Regions from separate parts of the Homo sapiens genome. Here region 2 is linked to region 1. The links are chromatin contacts, found by Hi-C in ENCODE. All regions are on one chromosome and are shown on one strand. The core of a region is the stretch at or near the end of the contact, and the rest is flanking DNA. Distances in the headings are between cores, read along the strand shown. Region 1 holds the start of OSGEPL1-AS1 (OSGEPL1 antisense RNA 1). Region 2 holds the start of MARS2 (methionyl-tRNA synthetase 2, mitochondrial).

Region 1 (5,742 bases), core at 1,451-3,950:
CCTGATAAACCAATTTCAAGCCTATAAAAGAATCAGATATTGAAACTCAAGTAATCACACTATGGGCCTGCCAGGCTGGCATACATCTGTGGCACGCCAATGTGGCTTTTCCCAAGCAATACCCCTCTCTGAATGCAGTTTCCATTCACATTTCCATAATTCTGTACTGCATTTTGTCTTCTGCCTGTAGACTCAGATTCTTGAGAACAGAGAATGGACCTTATCTGTATCCTTATACTAATAAAGTTCCTAGCATAAAGGAAATAACCCAATAAATATGTAACAAATGAAAATAAAACCTAACCTAGTAGGACATAATTAGGAAATAAATATTGAAAAATAGGATTTGGGCCAGGCGTGGTGGCTCATGCCTGTAATCCCAGCACTTTGGGAAGCTGAGGCAGGTGGATCACGAGGTCAGGAGTTCAAAACCAGCCTGGCCAACATAGTGAAATGTCATCTCTACTAAAAATACAAAAATTAACTGGGAATGGTGGCAGGCACCTGTAGTCCCAGCTACTCGGAAGGCTGAGGCAGGAGAATCGCTTGAACCCCGGAGGTGGAGGTTGTAGTGAGCTGAGATGGCACCACTGCACTCCAGCCTGGCAACAGAGTGAGACTCCATCTAAAAAAAAAAAGAAAGATTCTTATATGTTTTAATATATAATATGTATTAATAATAAAATTTTCCTCTGAAGGCTACAAATGGAAAGCTAGACACACAATATCTGAGACCAAATAAGCATATCTAGATTCAGCTGGAACTCTCGATTTATGTTGAACTTACATAGGCCATATTTTTTGAGAATGCCCATGAGTGGCATTCTAACTATCTGCATAAAAGTACAGACAGGCCTCAGAGAGCATACATGCCTTTCCCCCAATAACCCTCTCCTATGTTACAATAGAGAACATAAAAAATGTATATCTTTGCTAAATACATGGGACTTGTATAAGTGCCACTTTACATATATTCGGTCAAGGGAAAGATAAAATTCCATACTAATGTGCCCTAGAGTTCTCCTGTTTCACATAATAACAGCATTCGGACTCAACACTGGCCAAGAGTGCCTAGACGAGGAATCTACCAATGATAGCACACACAATAGGATCTTGCTTGTCTTGACAGCACAGAAGAGCATTGGGATATACTTGCTGAACATAATTGGAATTGTAAGAAAAATAATACCTGATGTGAAAGGTTTTATGTTCAAACTGGATTCCAGTGTATAACAGAAATAAGCTCTGACCTCTCTAACCGTATGACTAATTTTTCTTAACTTTTAGGTTTTAATTTTTCTTTTTTCCCTTGTTTAGGCCAACAGTGCACCCTAGAGAAAATGTGAGTTATTTTCTCTTCTAGCAGTTAAGAAAACAGACTCCAGTGCCAGATGTCCTGACTTCTAATCCTAGCTTTGCTTTTCCTAGTTGTGTGACCTCCAAAGCACCCAAACTCTGTGGCCCAGTTGCCTGTAAAATGAGGACAGAAACTATTTCATGGGATTTTGAAAGAAATTAATCTACAGCAGGTGCCTGGTACATAGTGCCACTTTATCATTATTGTTACACATAAATGAAATTTTTGAAAAACATAAGTTCCAAATAAAAAACCTCAACCATATTCTGGTAATTATTTACTTATTTATCTGTATCCACCTCTAGACTGTACTCTGTGGCTTCCCAACATGTTGTTATGGGATTTACTCATCTTTTATACCCAGAGCTTCACAACGTGCAAAGTGCAGGTATATATGCCAGCCCTGTACAACAGTGGATTCTAAGGTCCTTGCTTACTAAAATCTTAAATACCAGCAGGGGAAAAGCCTGACTCTTGGAATAAATCTGTCCAATGTTCAAAACAAAGTTCACAAACCAATAAAAGAAAAAAAAAAAAAAAAGCAGGTGCAAGACTTTGAAAACATACCATGCTGAATTTCATGTACATAGTAAGGAAGGACAACATAATGCATTATGAAAATAGGATGGTTTAAGGCAACTGAATATTTACCACAGCCTTTTTTTTTTTTTTTTTTTTTTTTTTGAGACAGAGTCTCGCTCTGTAGCTCAGGCTGGAGTGCAGTGGCGCGATCTCGGCTCACTGCTACCTCCGCCTCCCGGGTCCCAGTTCAAGCAGTTCTCCTGCCTCAGTCTCCCGATTTTTTTTTTTTTTAATTGTAAAAATAAGCCAGCCCCTTTCTTCCTAGTGAAGTGGGAGAAACGGTTTACACTGTCCGATGAGAAACACTTCCGTTCTTTGGTAACCCTGCTAGGGGGCGCCGCTAGATTCCATCCTATTTCTCCGATGAAAGTATCAGGTACCTCACCCCTAAGTTTAGATTTGATGATAGTTCCCTTAAAAATGAATGACGAATAATCTACCCCATCCTTTTCTCACAGTAGCAACCAAATTCCAGCCAAGGGCAAAAAAAAAATTTCTTTTTAATGTAGCTTAGTGTTTGGAACTTGATGTTGTGTAGTCAGACAAACCTGTATTCGGCCTCCGCTGGATCAGTCACTAGCTGTGTAATTTTACAGAACTCTCATCACCTGCAAATCTGGGGGAAATGCAGGTGCGCACAGAGAGCGTTTTGGGCAAAGACGGCCTTTAAGCTTTTCTTCACTAAGCATGCCGCTCGCTAGCGGAACAGCAGCCAGCTCTGGACGGGACCTTGCACAGTTCCGATGACATCACTTCCGGGCGCCAGGTTCGGGCTTTCTCCTGCAGCGATAAGGGCAGTCGACAGTCTTTAGTAGGGAAAGGAGACAAGTGCTAGCTACTGCCGCCCAAGTGGAAGGTGGGTGAAATTGCTCACTCTTCACCCCACTGACGCTTTTGCGCACCTGGAAAAGCGGTTCCAGTTTGCGCCCGTCGCCGCCTTACAGCCGACAGGAGACCAGCGCTACCCAAGTCACGTGGGTTCAGCCTGCAGCTTTCTTGGCCCGAAAGGGTAGTGCTTCGTACAATCCTCCTTGTCCAGATTTTGTTAATGCAAATCTAATTCCTCTAGGTTGTGTCTGTCTGGGCTGCACTGCCCGCAACTGCCTTCTGCAAATAGGTCGCTCATCTCTAATCCCTGGGATGCCGTGTCCCTTTAGTGTGGTGGAGAAAGGCCCTGCTTTAACACCCAGAAAGTTTTAGAACGGATGATCTGGGGGCATAAAATTAGGTGCTTCGCAGTGTGAAAATACTAGTGTGCTTTAGTGATGGGCTGCTATTATTTTGGGGGAAAAGGATTTGGGAAGATCCTTGTTATGACAAAACCTGTAGCAAAAAGTGGAGATTTAATTCCAAAGATTGCAATTAAGGATAAAATAGGTGTTAGGTTGCAGTTGGCGTGTGTGTGTTTATGTTAACTCTTGTTTTTGAACCAAATGATCCAGTTTTATTTTGAAAGATGTTTTTAGGAGATGGAATACATTAACAGTATTTTTATCTGTTCCATCTGCCTTTGTTGTTTGATTCTTTTTAGAAAATCCACATTTTGTCTTAATTTTAGCTGTCAAAAAATAAATAGCACTTTTCAGAGGACTCTATCAATTATTGTACTTTATATTAGCTGTCTTAATAGTAAGTCTTTTGGTAGGAACAGCATGCAAGTAATAATAATACTAAAAAATTTTATATCTGACCCCTGTTTTCCCCCTTGGAGAACATTATATTCATTCATAATATTATTTATATTCCCATGTTGCTATAGCCTTTACAAACTTTTGGTGACTTTTACAAACTTTCCTGTAATTCTGTAAAACTATATATTGAAAAATAAGCTGGCTAATGTCAGTTGCAAATAATAAGTTGTTTCTGTAATTCTTTTTCAGGAATTATCTATAGAGTAAGTATGCTAATCTTGACTAAGACTGCAGGAGTTTTTTTTAAACCATCAAAAAGGAAAGTTTATGAATTTTTAAGAAGTTTTAATTTTCATCCTGGAACACTATTTCTTCATAAAATAGTATTGGGAATTGAAACTAGTTGTGATGATACAGCAGCTGCTGTGGTGGATGAAACTGGAAATGTGTTGGGAGAAGCAATACATTCCCAAACTGAAGTTCATTTAAAGTAAGTAGACATTATCTTAGTCATTTCCACTTTTTTGGAAAAAGTAAAATCATTCTTTTGTATTTGTCATATATAAAAGTTTTCAGGAGCTACTGTCTTATTCCTTTTTGCAAACACTTTTAATAACTGCTATAGAAAACCTCAAACACTTCATCCTGGCTTTTAAGGGTCTTCACAATAAGGTCCCAACCTTAACTAATCCTGTTGCCAAAAGAAACTGAGCTCATTCCCAGCTTCCGTATTTATTGATTTTCCTTCAGTAATGCATTCCTTCTTTTCTCCACTTCTATGTTTCATGGTCTCAGCTGAAGTCCTAGGAAAACTGTTAGTCATTGAAAAAAAAAATCCTATTCATATTTATACATATAACTTGTATTAGTACTTAAATAATAATACACTGTTGTATTAAAGCATAGAATGGTGCAAGGATTATAAACTGTGATGTTTATAGAGGACTACCAGGCAGGTTACCTAAATAAATGGACAAGATAAAAAGTGGAAAATGTCTGGAGGAGGTCACTACTCAGCTCTAGCCAGTTGTCATGTGGGAATGCAGGACCTGTGTTATTAGATTATTATAATTTTCAAGGGAAAATGGAAATCCAGATTTTTTTTTTCTTTTTTTTTGGTGAGACAGAGTCTCACTCTGTCACCAGGCTGGAGTGCAGTGGCATGATCTCGGCTCACTGCAATCTCCGCCTCTCGAGTTCAAACGATTCCCCTGTCTCAGCCTCCCAAGTAGCTGGGATTACAGGCACGTGCCACCACGCCCAGCTGATTTTTTGCATTTTAGTAGAGACGGGGTTTCACCATGTTGGCCAGGATGGTCTCAATCTCCTGACCTCTTGATCCACCTACCTCGGCCTCCCAAAGTGCAGGGATTACAGGCGTGAGACACCGCGCCGGGCTGGAAATCCAGATTGTTAATGTATTTGCAGATTTTTTACATTAGTAGCTAATTTAGAATATATTAAAATACTCTTGGGAGGTGGGGGGCGCCCCCGCCCAGCAGCCGCCCCGTCTGGGAGGTGGGGGCGCCTCTGCCCGGCAGCCGCCCCGTCTTAGGGGTGGGGGCCCCTCCGCCTGGCCGCCACCTCTGGGAAGTGAGGAGCCCCTCTGCCCGGCTGCCACCCCGTCTGGGAGGTGTACCCAACAGTTCATTGAGAACGGGCCATGATGACAATGGCGGTTTTGTCGAATAGAAAAGGGGGAAATGTGGGGAAAAGAAAGAGAGATCAGATTGTTAATATGTCTGTGTAGAAAGAAGTAGACATAGGAGACTCCATTTTGTTCTATACTAAGAAAAATCCTTCTGCCTTGGGATGCTGTTGATCTATAACCTTACCCCCAACCCCGTGCTCTCTGAAACATGTGCTGTGTCAACTCAGGGTTAAATGGATTAAGGGCGGTGCAAGATGTGCTTTGTTAGACAGATGCTTGAAGGCAGCATACTCGTTAAGAGTCATCACCACTCCCTAATCTCAAGTACCCAGGGACATAAACACTGCAGAAGGCCGCAGAGTCCTCTGCCTAGGAAAACCAGAGACCTTTGTTCACATGTTTATCTGCTGACCTTCTCTCCACTATTGTCCTATGGCCCTGCCAAATCCCCCTCTCCGAGAAACACCCAAGAATGATCAATAAATACTAAAAAAATAAATAAATAAATAAATAAGAATAAA
Region 2 (5,742 bases), core at 1,126-3,625, 7.9 Mb before region 1:
CAGGGAGACTTAGTTGTAGGAATTTAAATGGGGATACACATGGGCAAAAATCATCTGGTCTAGGACACTGGTTCAAGGGTTTAATAAAATACTCTCTTTTTATCAGGAAACCCAACATGTGTAACAAAGTAGGATCCCCCTGTAAAACCACCAGTAAGGGGCCTCCAACCCTGACCCTCAAAGAAAGGAGTCACTAATTAGCCTGAGAAGCAGAGGCCAGGCCAATGAAAAACCAGCCACGAGAGGTAGTTTGGGCAAATAACTGTGGTTTGGAAGGAGGCACAAAGAAGGAACAGCATTAGCAACACTGTCTCTTACCCATCTTTCCCCTGAAGACATCTTAGACACACAATGCACAAAGGACAGTGATCAATGGTCACAGAGAAATGAATAGGAGCAGGCACCTGAAAGGCTACAAACCTCTTTTCACAGGGACACAGCTTATGTGCTCATTTGATTCCACACTTAAGAAAATACTAGTATAACTTTCCTGAAAATAAAAAATAAAAAGATAACACATTTGCTTTTTTACCACAAGCCGGTAAGAACTGAGTTTCTAGGTCCGGTGGGCTTTCACCAGCCAAGTCCTGGACTGGTCTAGTCTTGGAAACAAAAGCCCAGTTTCAGGTCCCAGCCTCCTCCCTTCAAAAGGGCATGGATGTCCATAGAATCGAGGCAAGAAATAGAGCTCTCCAAGACTCCTCTCTGAGGCAGAGACCCCCAGCCTAGACAGCAGCTTGTCAGCTAGGCTTGGGGTGACAGGCTGCAGCAAAGTCCCAAAGACTCGCAAACATTCCAAGGCCACATGAAGCACAGTACCCAGCCAGGGAGCATCCACTGGGCTCTCCCAGTTCAGCTTCCATGGTGCATGCCTTTGGACAAAACCATTAGTTTGCCGGACACAGCTGGACACGGCCTCCAGAGCCTTATATATCCGAAAGTTATCATAGTGGTCTGCTACCTGCTTTGGCAAAGTGGCCACTGCGCTCACCAGAGCATAATCCTCTGCCTGAGCACGAACTGACGGCCCCACCAACCCTGGCTCACTAGGGAAGCAGGTAGTGCAGAAGGCTGGGTAGGTCTCAGAAGGATTTATTCTTTTGGCAGTGCATCGGTTCAAGAGACCTCCCAAGGCATCTGCCAGCTCGGAGTTCAGCAACTTAACCACCTTTTCATCATAGTAGTCACAGTCCCAGTTGGGGACGCCCTGCCGAAGGAGAAAGTAGCGGAAGCCATCCACGGTATAGCGGTTAAGGCAAGTCCTAGGATCCACCACGTTGCCCAAGCTCTTGGACATCTTTTGGCCACAGACTGTCCAGTGGGAATGGACACAGATGCGCTGTGGCGGGCTCATGCCGGCCCCTAACAGGAAGGCAGGCCAATAGATGGCATGGAATTTGAGAATGTCCTTACCTATGATATGAGAGGTGGCCGGCCACCAAGATTTGAACTCAGCATTTGGGTAGCCAATTACAGTGAGGTAGTTGACCAGGGCATCCAGCCATACATAGATGGTCTGCGAATCATCCCCGGGCACCGGAATGCCCCAGTGCAAGTGGCTACTTCTGCGAGACACGGACAGGTCGGGCAGCTCCTCGTCCAGCCACTGAAGAACTACGTGATGAAATGGTTCGGGGGTGATCGCCTGAGGGTTGCCCCGCAGCCACCGCTGGAGTGGCTTCCGGAACTGGGAAAGCCTGAAAATGTAGTTTTCTTCCTTGGTCCAGGAGACTGGATGCCCGCTCTCGAGAGATACAGGAAACGAATCCCCCGATGGGCCCGGCTGCTGGGTGACCTTGGCCTCAGGCAGGAAGCACTCGTCGGAAGCGCAATACCAACCTTCATAGACGCCCTTGTAGAGCAGACCGCGGGACTTAAGCACCCCCCAGAAGTGCTGCACAGCCACCCGGTGCCGGGCCTCCGTGGTGCGGATGAAATCTGTGCAGGAGATACCGGCCTCCTGGAAAAGCTGCTGGAACTGCTCAGAGACTCGGTCGCACAGCTCGGTCGGGGCCAGGCCCGCGGTAGCTGCTGCCTGCTGAATCTTCAGCCCGTGCTCGTCGGTACCAGTGGAGAATCGCGTGGCGGCCGTGCTGGGACCTCGGAGGCGACGGTGGCGGCATAGGGCGTCCGCCAGTAGTGCCGAGTACAGGTGCCCGATGTGCGGCGCCGCGTTCACGTAGAAAATGGGTGTAGTGAAGTAGGCGCGCACATCACAAGCATCATCGCCGGCACTGAGGGAGCCCGAACTGTAGTAGCGTGGGCCGAAGTCCTCCAGGAGAGACAGCCTACTAGCCCCCGTGCGTCCTAGCAGGCGGAGGACGGACGTTCGCAGCATGGTGCAGACCGGCCGCAAGCGGAGGAGGCGGCGTTCTGACAGCACGTGTGAGAGGCGCATGCGCAGCCGGGTCGCGCCGCAGCTTCCGGCCGGAAAGCCAATGAAACGCGGCCCCGAGCGCCGGCCCTCACCGCCCTCCCCGCCCGGCCCCGCCCCGCCCGCGCCTGCGCCGTCCGCACGCCGAAAGCCGCGGCGCCAGAGGCCGCCAATGGACGGCGGCTTGCCAGAAAAACAGCTCAGAGTTGCCGGGTTTAGGAGAGGCTATGAAAGAAGACGAACCTCTTTGCCTTCGTATAACATACTGTGTTTCCTGCTTTGGATTGTAATTTTATATTTATGAATCTGTTTCCCCCTCTAGGCTGAGCTGCTTGTAGGCAAGAGTTTTATATTCAGCCGTTTGTCTAAACCCCGTCCGTGGCTGGCATACTGCAAGACAGAGTATTGCTCTGCACATGCCCTGTCGATATCTAAAATGTCACCTAAATTTTATCTCAGAGCCTAAATCAATCTGTAAGGGAGGGAGAGAGAAAAAAGATGAAAAATCATTACCTACAGCATTTTGAGAGAAGGATAAGAACTGAGAATGGAAGAGAAGTCTTTAAACAGTTTTTGTTGAATCAACAAAAGTAGATTTGTGATCTGCCAAGTTCTTGCCAAAGTTTATTGAGATCCAGGAAAGTAGAGTGCAATATGCTGTCACTGTGCATATAAAGAATAATTTTCAAATTTATTTCTCAAAAAGTTAATTTTTTTAATGGTCTTGAAGTTCTTTTAAAATAGTGTTTCTCAAGTTTGCTTTTAGTAATGGAACCTTAGAATTTTTTTTAGGGGAGGAAACCTCAGGAGCCCAGAATTGAATTAATGTTAATCCCTAGTTCATAACACACTCTCATCTTTGATCTTTTTTTTTTAATTTAATTTAAGTAGCATATACATTTAATAATAAAATGGAGCAGCTATGAACCTACAACCCAATCTAAGAACTACAAGTGGTTTCAGAGTGTGGTCCCCAGAGCAGCAGAACTGGCAGCACCTGGAACTTCGTTCGATATGTATATTCTTAGGCCCCATCCCCCACATACTGAACCAGAAAACTCTGAGGGTAGGGCCCAGTAATTTAGATTTTAAGGTGATTCTGATGCACATTAAAGTTTGAGAAACACTGAACTAGAAAATTACCAGTGATTTAGATCTGTGTGCTCCTTTTCTTCTCGTACTGTCCTCCCTGAGGTAGTCATTGTCCTGAATTTTGTTCTTGCACATTTGTGTGATCACATACAAAGTATGTCTAAGTAACATTGTTTAATTTTGCTTGCATTTAAATATTCTAAAAAGGATATAATACTACATGTAGTCTTCAACTTGCCTTTTTATTCAACATTTTGTTGCTATATTAATCCATGTTGTTGCATGTAACTGCATTCATATGTTCTTAATACATGTTGCATGTAATTCATTCATTTTGACTGCTGTATAATAACCTTTGACTGAACACATATGGTAACTTGGATCTGATTTCTCTAGTGATATGATGAAAGGTGGACCAATCGAATTCTGTATAAGAGATATAAAAAATAACTTTGGATACTCAGTTGATGTGCTCTTATTTAATCCAGCAGTTTAAGAATGACCTACAACCATCTGGTCTTCAACAAAGTTGATAAAAACAAGCAATGGGCAAAAGACTCCCTATTCAATAAATGGTGCTTGGATAACTAGCTAGCCATATACAGATGAAACAGGACCCCCTTCCTATACCATATACAAAACTCAACTCAAAATGGATTAAAGACTTAAATGTAAAACCTAAAACTAAAAACCTTAGAAGGTAACCTGGGAAATACCATTCTGGACATAGGACCTGACAAAGATTTCATCATGAGGATGCCAAAAGCAATTGCAACAAAAACAAAAATTGACAAATGGGACCTAATTAAAGAGTTTCCGCACCACAAAATAAACTATCAACAGAGTAAGCAGACAATCTACAGAATGGGAGAAAATATTTTCAAACTATGAATCCAAGAAAGGTCTAATATCCAGAATCTATAAGGAATTTTAAAAATCAATAAGCAAAAAACCTCATTAAAAAGGCAAAGGACATAAACAGACACTTCTCAAAAGAAGATAGACATGCGGCCAACAAGCATATAAAAAATGCTTAACATCACTCGTCATTACAGAAATGCAAATCAAAACCACATTTAGATACCATCTCACACCAGTCAGAATGAATATTATTAAAAAGTCAAAAAACAACAGATGCTGGCAAGGTTGCAGAGAAAAGCAACACATACACTGCTGGTGGGAATGTAAATTACTTCAGCCATTATAGAAAGCAGTTTGGTGATTTCTCAAAGAACACAAAGCATAATTATGATTTGACTTAGCAATCTCATTATTGAGTATATATCCAAAGGAATATAAATCATTCTACTGTAAAAAAAAAACGCACTCCCATGTTTATTGCAGCACTGTTCACAATAGCAAAGACATGGAATCTTCCCTAAATGCCCATCAACAGTAGACTGAATAAAGAAAATGTGGTACATATACACCATGGAATACTATGCAACCATAAAAAAGAACAAGATCATGTTCTTTACAGCAACATGGGTGGAGCTGGATGCCATTATCCTAAGTTAACCAACATAGGAACAGAAAGCCAACTATCATATGTTCTCACAAGTGGGAGCAAAACATTGAGTACATATGGACACAAAAAAGGAAACAGCAGACTCTGGGGCCTACTTGAGGGTGGAGGAAGGGAGGAGAGTGAGGACTGAAAAACCATCTATCGGGTACTATGCTTTTTACCTAGGTGGAGAAATAATCTGTACACCAAACTGCCGTGACACACAATTTACCTATATAACAAACAGGCACATGTACCCTGAACCTAATACAAGTTTTTTTTAAAATGGCAAGTGAACATAGGTAAAACTTAAAACTGGAAGGTATATACGGCACCCTCCAGAACTGGCAGATAAATGGAAGCTAAGTGTCTGAGAAACCAGGTTATCCAGAAATTCTTACTATTTTTTTTTCCTTTTCCATTGAAGTACTGCCTCAGCATACAAGTGTGCTATTTTTTCTCCCATTTAAAAAAAAAATTCTCAACCTCCATTACTGCACCATTTCTTTCCTTCCCTTTAGAGCAGAACTCCTTAAAGAAATGGCCATTGATACACACTTCAGTGATTCAAGTTTTCACTCTTAGAAACAATACTACTATTAACACTGTCGTATATGTCTCCTGGTGCCTATATGCTGAAGTTTCTCTTGGATATATACATGGGAATGAAATTGCTGGATCATAGAGAGTATGAGTTTTCCATTTTTCAAAATAATGCCAAGTTATTTTCCAATGGTTAAACAAATTTACACTCTACTCAGCAATATAC

Evidence for each region. A loop is a pair of places that touch in the nucleus more often than their neighbours do. Pooled maps may share reads with other maps.
Region 2: a loop to region 1 is called in a map of B cell, with 24 times the contacts of the local background. The contact joins the promoter of MARS2 here to the promoter of OSGEPL1-AS1 in region 1. A Hi-C loop is called at or near these places in 3 of 168 maps with a recorded cell type or tissue (B cell, CD4-positive, alpha-beta T cell and CD4-positive, alpha-beta memory T cell) and 3 of 50 pooled maps.

Annotation. Positions count from the first base shown.
Region 1 is chr2:189,759,738-189,765,479 of GRCh38, reverse strand. It overlaps OSGEPL1-AS1 (OSGEPL1 antisense RNA 1), which reads right to left and starts at 2,700. Exons shown (of 2, transcript NR_102429.1): 1 at 2,488-2,700; 2 at 1-625. OSGEPL1 (O-sialoglycoprotein endopeptidase like 1) reads left to right here and starts at 2,688. Exons shown (of 9, transcript NM_022353.3): 1 at 2,688-2,795; 2 at 3,820-4,060. The coding sequence starts at 3,840. It also overlaps a transcript of ANKAR not described here and a transcript of ORMDL1 not described here. RefSeq lists enhancers at 2,013-2,759, 3,046-3,205.
Region 2 is chr2:197,702,002-197,707,743 of GRCh38, reverse strand. MARS2 (methionyl-tRNA synthetase 2, mitochondrial) reads right to left here and starts at 2,375. Exons shown (of 1, transcript NM_138395.4): 1 at 1-2,375. The coding sequence starts at 2,338. The coding sequence ends at 557. RefSeq lists enhancers at 1,972-2,091, 2,132-2,181 and a silencer at 2,322-2,561.